Linked DNA regions of Homo sapiens: region 1 is linked to region 2. Evidence: chromatin contacts called from ENCODE Hi-C or POLR2A ChIA-PET data. All regions are on one chromosome and are shown on one strand. The core of a region is the stretch at or near the end of the contact, and the rest is flanking DNA. Distances in the headings are between cores, read along the strand shown.

Region 1 (4,399 bases), core at 1,706-4,205, 2.7 Mb before region 2:
GATTTTTTTTTAACCTGAAGTTTAAAATGGTTAAGATAGTTTTAATGTAATTATTTGTATGGCTTTTTAAGCCTTTTGATTATCACTCTGGTTATATAAATGACTTATTTCACAAGTAACTTGTGATTCTGTATTGATACAGTGTTTTGAGCCCTTTAAAAACTTCCTCAAAATCAAATTCCAATTTAAGTTTTTTAAATGTAGAATTAACTTTGGAATTTTCCAGTTGGACTCCTGGAAAGCATTAAAACATATCTTTCTCATCTTTTAGAGGTATTAAATGATTTGGGTTATTTGGTAAATTTTATAAGAAATATTGTCAAACGATAACTGATACTAGATTTTTCTTTTATTTGCATTTATGGGAATATTGTTTATATGAATGTTTGAAAAATTATATAAGTCCATACAAGTATGCTGGGAATGATGGCTCATGCCTATAATCCCAACACTTTGGGAGGCTGAGGTCAGAGGATTACTTATAGCCAGGAATTTGTGTCCAGCTTGGGCAACAAAACAAGACCCTGTCTCTATTAAAACAAAACAAAACAAAACAAAAACAAAAAAAACCAAAAAAAAACCAAGCATGGTGGTACAAACGTGTAGTCCCAGCTACTTGAGAGGCTGAGGCAGAAGGATTGCTTGAGTCCAGGAGTTTGAGATTGCAGTCAGCTATGAATGTGCCACTGCACTCTAGCCTGGGCAATAGAGCAAGACCCCATCTTTAAAAAAAATTCGTACAAATGTATTATATTACCAGTCATAATTCTGGTTATCTTAAAATACTGTATATAATAGCAATAAATAAATGTTCTTCTCAGTTGTTAACTTCATCAGATTTTTAACCATGGCTATTTTAAGTTTTTGTCATCCATATTATTGTTTTGAATTCTTTTTTAAAAAACAGACTCCTGGAAAATATTCTAACAAGTACTCTTTTATTTTTATTTATTTATTTTTGAGACAATCTTGCTCTGATGCCCAGGCTGGGGTGCAGTGGCACGATCCTGGTTCATTGCAACCTCTGCCTCCCTGGTTCCAGTGATTCTCATGCCTCAGCCTCCTGAGTAGCTGGGATTACAGGCATGCGCTACCACGCTGGGTTAATTTTTTGTATTTTTAGTAGAGATGGGGTTTCACTATATTGGCCAGGCTTTTCTCCAACTCCTGGCCTCAAATGATCCTCCCGCCTTGGCCTCCCAAATTGCTGGGATTACCGGCATGAACCATTGTGCCTGGCCCTAAAATATACTCTTAGATTTGGGTTTCTAACAACTTGAAGATCAATGGACAATATAACAATTTCCAGAACTGTAATAAAAAAGTGGGTTCATGAAACTATTAATCAAGATCAGGCAGAACAAGAATTAATTACGTGAGTTTAACTAATGAAGACAATGTTTTTATGATATTATTTCAAATGTTGTTGGTTCTTTACTCAAATAGTTTTTTCCAGATTTAAGAAAATCTTGTCTTTTAAGCTATTTATAATTTACAGCAATTTGATAGAGTATACTTGTGTAAAAAAAGATAAAAACTTTTTTTCTCTTTACTTGATTCCTCCATAATTAGAAAACCATTTGTGAGTCTTCTTATGGTAATATGGTCATTTCAATAAGTCTAATAAAAATCTGCTCTCTCTGTATAGCAGAATACAATTGGAAACTGGTTATATTACCAAGGCTTTGACTGAAAGGTCATTTTTAAAAATATTGAGGCCGGACGCGGTGGCTCACGCCAGCAATCCCAGCACTTTGGGGGACTGAGGTGGGTGGATCGTTTGAACCCAGGAGTTCGAGAGCAACCTGGACATGGCGAAACTCCATCTCTACAAAAAATACAAAAATTAGCCAGGTGTGGTGGTCTGTGCCTGTAGTCCCAGCTTACTAGGAAGGCTAAGGTGGGAGAATCGTTTGAGCCCGGGAGGCTGAGGCTTCAGTGCTTCAGTGAGCAGTGATCCTGTCACTGCACTCCAGTCTAGGCGACCCTGTCAGGGAGACCCAGTCTCAGTTAAAAAAAAAAAAAAAACCCAAAACCCAAAAAACTAAAACTAGAATGGTATTTTCTACTGGGAATGTGGATTTGTGGATTGATGGTGAAATACTGGAAATTTAAAGCCTACACTAGAATCCATTGAAAAAAGCAAACAAGAAAAACTTCAAGGTTGGCTACATTGAATTTGAATGTAAAGATTAAAAAAAAATAAGTAAAAAACAAAAGAAGACATAGATCCAATCCCATATACCAGGAAATGCACTCTAAGGTATATACGGAAAATATATTTAACACATGTGTATCAGGACGCAGGCACAAGTAACTTCAAAGCAGCGCTGTTTCAAATAGTAAAAAAAGGAAAAACTGGAAACTGTTCAAAAGCTTCATCATCTCGATGATCTTGGTCTTCCGCCTCGCCTTCTTCTCCAAGGTGAATATGTACTGGGCCAGCACCACCCCCGCCACCAGGGCGCACACGCTGGCGCTCGCTACCGCGACCACCCTCGCCACGGTCGCGCGGTGCATGGACGGGGCCCTCATGAGTGTCCCGGCAGGAAAAAAACACCGCGATTGGGACTCTCAGAAGCGCAGGATCCCAGAGCACCATGGACAAGCCAGTGACGCCCCGCCCCCACTAGGCCCCACCCACACGCACCGAGGGGAGAGGGCGGTCACGCGGCCGGGGGGGCGTGGCCTGCCCCCGGAGCCCAGGCAGGAGGAGGGTCTTCCTTAAGGAACTGCTGCCAGGACAGGGCAGAGGATTGCAGTAATTATCACTCTCTGCTAATGAGGACCAGGCCGTGGTTCACTCGAGCCCCGCCCCAGTAGCAATCTAATTCCAACCGCGGCCCTCTCAGAAGTCGGTCCCCGCCTTTGCGCCTCAGCCTCTCTGGACTCCAGCCCCCAGAAGTCGGCGCGGCACGGCGTGACCTGCGCAGTGGCGTCCGTTGTAAGTGCTATGACAACAGGGCGAAGATGGCTCAGAGTTAGGCTGGAGAGGGGAGGTGTCCCTTCCGCTGCGGCCGTCGGGTTTCTGCTACATCCCATTCACCGCCTCCTCCATCCTTTCCTCCTCGGTGTGAGCAGCAGGACTTGCATTTGTTCTCGCCTGCCTAGTGTCTTCCAAGGGATAGATGCCGTTTCCTCTGCTGGTCTCTGGGGGTGACGGGGGGCGCAGGGGAGCTTCTTGGGGGAATCACTCCAACTCTGTGGAGCTGGTGGTGCTGCCTGGTGGGGCTCTCTCTTTGCCCGGGACGTGGAACAACTTTCAGCTGGAGGACGAGAGGGAATAGTGAAGCTAAAGGTTGCTTTTCTCTGCACCGTCCGTTCTTGCTCCCTCTGCTCCATCACTGGGACCTTGTCAGGCGTTCATAAAGCAAAATTTGCCGAACGAGGGTTCGCAGAAAGGTGGGGCAGAGCTCATCTGACGTGGCATCAGGTAAGATGGTATGTCTGTTGTTAAACTTCGGGTACATGAATACCCTTTCCATGTTTTATTTTGTGAACAAGATTCTCTAATGCAGTATAATGGTTTGGAGTCTGTAAGGTGATTGATTTCTTAGATGTTTGCACTGAAATAAACAAACACTAGGAGCACAAAGTGTATGAGATTCTGTGAGTACTTTTGAGAAAAAAGGGATGAGAATTTTTAAGGATTCCATTGAGGAATGTCACTTGGAGCATGAGCATCCTCCTGAGACACTTCAACAGGTCTGTGAGTAAATGGGCAAAGCAGTTCCCAGCCTACGACTGAAGTAGGATGCATGTACTAATACCCCCAATCCTTCTAGTAATAGGATTATTGTTTCTCCTCTTGTTACTTGGAGACCACAACAGTTTAGATGAGCTGCGCTGATTTTATCAGCACCTCCTGCCAGTCAAATCCTGCCTTTGACTTCAATTTCCTGGAGAAATGTATTTTTTTGGGTATCTCACTTTTACTTTAAAAATGAAACCGTATCTTACAGGTATACACATCTTACATGTCCTCATTGATAAACAACTTGAAAGATGCTGCAGGATAAGCTATGGGTCTTAAGTTGGCCAGCATTCAGAGAAAGATTTTCTAACTTATTAGCATTTTATAAAGAAAACAATTACTGAGATTTTTTTCATGAATATACGGAAGAATTAAAAAAAAAACTAGAAAACCCAGAAGTTTTTAAAGAAGAATTTTAAAAAACTTTATTTTGAAAATAAGTTACAAGTTATTTGTCAGAGTTTAAGGGATTTTTCCTTGTGTGTAATTGTCGTGGTTAAATTACAACTATACACTTATATTTATGGTACAACTTCTTGATAGAAATGCTCACTGAAGGGAAAAAATCCAACAGCAATAGTATATATAGTAATTTTAAAACTTTTACACCTTTTGAGGGATGTAGTAAGTCTTACGCTTTAGAAT
Region 2 (4,648 bases), core at 803-3,302:
TCCCGAGTAGCAGGAATTACAGGTACCGCCACCACACCCGGCTAATTTTTTGTATTTTTAGTAGATGCGGGGTTTCACCATGTTAGCCAGGCTGGTCTCGAACTCCTGACCTCAGGCGATCTGCCTGCCTCGGCCTCCCAAAGTGCTGGGATTACAGGCGTGAGCCACCGCGCCCGGCCACTCTGTGTGATTTTCAATGAAAAGTAGTGAAGCTATCATAGTGTGGGGTGAACATGAACAAACTTCAGACAAGGAATTTAATATAGTTTCTATTAAGAATTTATCCATTTTCATAGCACAAAATAACACAATTCACCTCTTTCATACCCATTAAGAGATCTTCCTCAAAGAAATATTATCAATAGAGATGGGAGGCAAAGATTTACTTCCTTTAGACTATTAGGTTATATTAATATAAGTATTTGCTTTAATTTTATATTTTAAAATAATCTATATTTAGGTAATATTTACTAAGCATTGACTAAGCACCGTGTTCATGTATTAGTCTATTTAACTCTTATCAAAATCCTGTTAGATAAGTATTATCTCCGTTTATAGATGAGGAAACTGGATCACAGGAAAGTTTAAGTAACTTGTTCTTGGTTGCAAGCCTAATAAATGGAGAGCTGGGATTTGAACTCAGGCAGTCTGACTCCGGAGGCTATATACATTTACCCTCCTTGGTACACTGCTTTTTTTCAAAAATAGAAATTCAACAAAATTTCCCAAAGTAAAAGTTCATTTGAAGTTTCAGAAACTTAAAACAATGATTGAACAGATAAGTTGCAACAGACTTCATAAGCAGTTCAGTAAAAATGTAGACTTACGAAATGGCATATATCAAGATACAAAATAAGTTGCTTCTATAAGTTTCTTTTCTTAAAAAAAATTACTTGGAAATATTTCAAGTATATAGAACAGTAAAGGAAATAATTACAAGTGAACACCCATGTGCCCTCTACTTAGCTTAATGTTTTGCCACATTTTCAAGATATTTCTGGTAGAAAACAAACGTTATAGATACAAATGAACCCTTCTTGTTACATTCCCTTCTGTTCATCTCTGGAAGCAACCAGTATTCTGAATTTGGTATCTATCATTTCCTTATACAATTTTTAGTTTGATCTTACTTTTTTGTAATTATTAAACTTTTATTTATGGTATGTCATATATATCTTTCCGCAACCTGTCTTTTCATTTCTTCCTCAATATTAGGTTAATGACTCTATCCATATGAAAAATGGTAGCTTTAGTTCACTGATTTTTTGGTTCGTGTTGTATGTCAATTTGTTCAACAATGACACTTATTCATCCATTCTCCTATTAGTAGACATTTATTGTTTCACTAATATAAGCTATTTTGCTCTGAACTTTCTTGCACGTGCCTATAACTTAAAAATACACATACTTTTTTAAAACATGCAGTTAAACAGGAACATACACATTTCTTTAACATGTAGTTAAACAGGAAAAGTAACACATGTGCATGAAGAATACAACCAAGAGAGCCATCACGTTCAAGAAAAGACCACAGGTTATTCCGAGTGAAGTAAGGCTTTCACTAGAAGGCACTTGGGGAACGTTCCAATGACAGCGACATTCATCGCTACAGTAGAAACTCACACAATCGCAGCCCTTTATTAGTATTTTGTTACCCAGTAGTTCCTGTGTCCATTCATTTCCTCAACTGGAGTGTGAGCTCCAAGAGGACCGAACCGGGCACCGACAAGGTGAGCCAATATGAATGTGGCGAGTCCGCAATGGGGGCTACAGCGGCCGACCTCTGGGGCTGTGCCAGGCCACTAGAGTGTGATGGCGCGAGGGAAGGGTCGGGGAAACAGGGCCTAACCTCACTTTTCACCCCGAAAGTCAAGATAGCCACGGAAACAGGGATGAATGGGGAGCACAGACACCTGCCTCGAAGTGTCTCTTCACTTTCACTCACAAAGCCGTCGGGTCAGTAACCAGAAGCCGAGGGGCGGATGCGGCCCCCGCCCTGTGGCACTTTCTCAGTCTGGTTCTTCCAGCCGCGCCTCTTTGCCTTACGCCAATTCCGTAAGGAGGCGCTGAGGCCAACTGGCCGGCTCCCGCAGCTCCAAAACTTGACGTGAAATTGCGCGGGGCAGAGCTGACTGCGGCCATCTTTAATTCGGGCAAGACCCCACCCTCGCACCCCACCCACTAGTCCTTTTCAGCGTTCCCAGGATTTTCTCCAACAAATGTAACGCGGTTAACCTTAGAAGCAGTGTTGAAGAAACACGCAAAGAGGCCTGAGTATCCATGACCTCAGTGGTGCGAAACCCGGCCAACTTAAACATGGCGGCTAAACCCGAACAGCAAAACGTTGCTGACGCCAATGAAGTCATGCTCGAAATGGAGCGAGGCGGCGGAGCTGGGGAGGCGGTAATCTCGCGAGATGGAAGCCAGCCTCCGCTAGGCCCGGAAGCCTCGTCTGAGGGGGCGGGGGACGGAGGAGGGAGCGGGAGTCGAGCGAGAGCCTGTGGAGGAGTCCGCCTGCTGTAGCGTGCGTAAGCAAGGCAGCTACGCCGGGCGGCTACGCTGCGGAATCGGCGTAGGCGCCTTTGGAGAATCGGCGGGCTGCGCTCCGCTGGGGCTGGTCGCGGAGGGGGGGAGGGGATGTCGGTCAGTGCGAGATCCGCTGCTGCTGAGGAGAGGAGCGTCAACAGCAGCACCATGGGTGAGTCTCAGCTTCGGGTGCCGCGACTTGGGGTCAGCGGCTCCGAATGCCGGGAAGCTCTGCGGCCGCTGGACCGAGCTAGGGAACGCCCTGAGGCGAGGCGGAGGCAGCGGCGAGGGGAGCCGGGATGGGGGCCACTGCGGGCCCGGGGCGCGGCAGCGGCGGGCTCGGGGGGAGGGGAGGCGGCGGCGGTGACAGTTTGAATTGAACGTGAGGAGAGCCGAGGCGGCGGCATTTCCTGTGCCGCGGCGGGCTGGCCCCCGGCGCAGAGCCGCGGCCTCCGCGGCCGGAGCAGCCTGAGCGTGGTGGTCTCAGCCCTGCCCTTGCTTCTCTCCGTCCCTTCGCCTTTCCTCAGTCTCCTCCCGGGCCCGCCGGCTTCCGCGGCCCCGCTTCCTCCTGTCCCCGGCCGCATCCCCGTCGGCAGAAGTCCCCTCGTGGGGCAGTGGGCCTGGCTAGGAGGGTGGGGACGAGTGTGAACGCTCGGGCGAGGGTGCTGTGTGGGCCAACCCGGGCGGGCGGCGGCGGGGAGGGAGGAAGAAGGATGCACCAGGCTGAGGCTGTGGTGGAGGCGGCGGCGGCGGCTGCAGCCGCAGCTCCAGTCACCGCGTCGCCTCCCCGCTCCTCCTCCCGCCTCTCGGGGTTGCCTCTCTCCAGGCGCAGCCCGGAAGGCCGGTGGATGGCGGGCGAGTCTTGAGAACGGAGGGAGAATCGGTAGTTTGGTTTGGAATTTGGGCTTAATTTTTAGGAGTAAGGGAAAGAGAACGCCTGGGAAGGGCGCCCCCCGGAGGAGATAGAAAGGGTGGGAAGGGTCCTTGGAAAAGGGAGGGAGCGGAGATGTGGAGTGGCGAAGTTTAGGGAAATTAATTTTTGAAAATATTTCAATATTCTCAGTTATTCTCTTAACGAGCCCTTTCATTTCCTTTCCTCCCCCACATGTTGGAAAAAGAACAGGCCATTTCATTTACATTTTCCACTCCTGAGTTCCATTTCAGCTGTGTGTATAGTAAGAAATAAGCAACCGAGATTTTTCTAGGACATTTCCATTTGCTGAGTTACTTTTGAAGAGTACACTGTTTCAAATTTGGGTTTTTACAGTCCTAGGAAAGAATTTGTGACGTCCAGGTGTTTTCTTAGTTACTGAAATAATAACTTACTACATTTCTTGAGTTTATTGCTAAATAGTTCAGCTTTAAGAATTCTTTCTTCTGGCTTTTTTATTTTGATGAAAGGAAAAAATATCTTTGTTAGTGCCCCTGAGAATGTAAATGAACAGATCATCTAAATTACTAAGCATCTAACCTGTTTTACATATTTATGCACATGCAGGTGATGAGTATAGTCAGTTTTTCCCCCTAAAGTTTATGTGCAGACATGGGGAGGAGAGTATTTTAGACTTAAAAGTGTACAGGTAGGGATGAAATTTATGGAATCCTGATAGACTGAAGGGGGGATATAAACAATGACCAAGTCAGCTATTGCTGCTTGGATTCTTTATTTCTTCAGACTGCAAGGGAATGAGTAAGGGGTGGTTGGGTGGTGATGGGGGGGTGGTACGGTCGTGGCGGGAGAGCAGTAAACAATCTTTCATCTCATTCAGCTGTTCAGTGGGTGGGACTAAAGGAGATAAGAGTTGAGTGAAGCTATGAAATAAATGTGGAAGCTACATAGGTGATTTGCATGGTAGCATTGTCTTATTCTATGATGGGACAACATGATGGAACCAGGTCTTCATAACACAGTTATTAAAAATACATATTTTACCACATCTTAGGCTTACAGAATTCAAATTCACAACAAATAACAGAAATGTTAAGTTGATTTTAATTAGTTCTTATCCTTTAAAAAGAAAGGATATTGTCTTTTTCTAATGTAGCTTAACAATTTTTGTTGCAGGCTTTGGTTTGGAGATATTTGATGCATACATAATACATGAAAGGTAGTGTTAAAAGA

Evidence for each region. Hi-C counts contacts between places; a loop is a spot of excess contacts on that map. ChIA-PET counts read pairs that join two places held with the same protein, here RNA polymerase II (POLR2A). Pooled maps may share reads with other maps.
Region 1: a map of naive thymus-derived CD4-positive, alpha-beta T cell shows a loop between it and region 2 (13-fold over the local background). The contact joins the promoter of BBS9 here to the promoter of SEPTIN7-DT in region 2. A Hi-C loop is called at or near these places in 1 of 168 maps with a recorded cell type or tissue (naive thymus-derived CD4-positive, alpha-beta T cell) and 7 of 50 pooled maps. POLR2A ChIA-PET finds 5 or more read pairs at or near these places in 1 of 52 experiments (activated CD4-positive, alpha-beta T cell).

What each region holds. Positions count from the first base shown.
Region 1 is chr7:33,126,609-33,131,007 of GRCh38, forward strand. BBS9 (Bardet-Biedl syndrome 9) reads left to right here and starts at 2,956. Exons shown (of 23, transcript NM_198428.3): 1 at 2,956-3,433. RefSeq lists enhancers at 2,369-2,418, 2,909-3,018 and a silencer at 2,559-2,858.
Region 2 is chr7:35,798,573-35,803,220 of GRCh38, forward strand. SEPTIN7-DT (SEPTIN7 divergent transcript) reads right to left here and starts at 2,053. Exons shown (of 5, transcript NR_120512.1): 1 at 1,918-2,053. SEPTIN7 (septin 7) reads left to right here and starts at 2,485. Exons shown (of 14, transcript NM_001788.6): 1 at 2,485-2,698. The coding sequence starts at 2,638. RefSeq lists enhancers at 1,717-1,776, 1,899-2,522, 2,137-2,526 and silencers at 2,677-2,916, 2,947-3,396.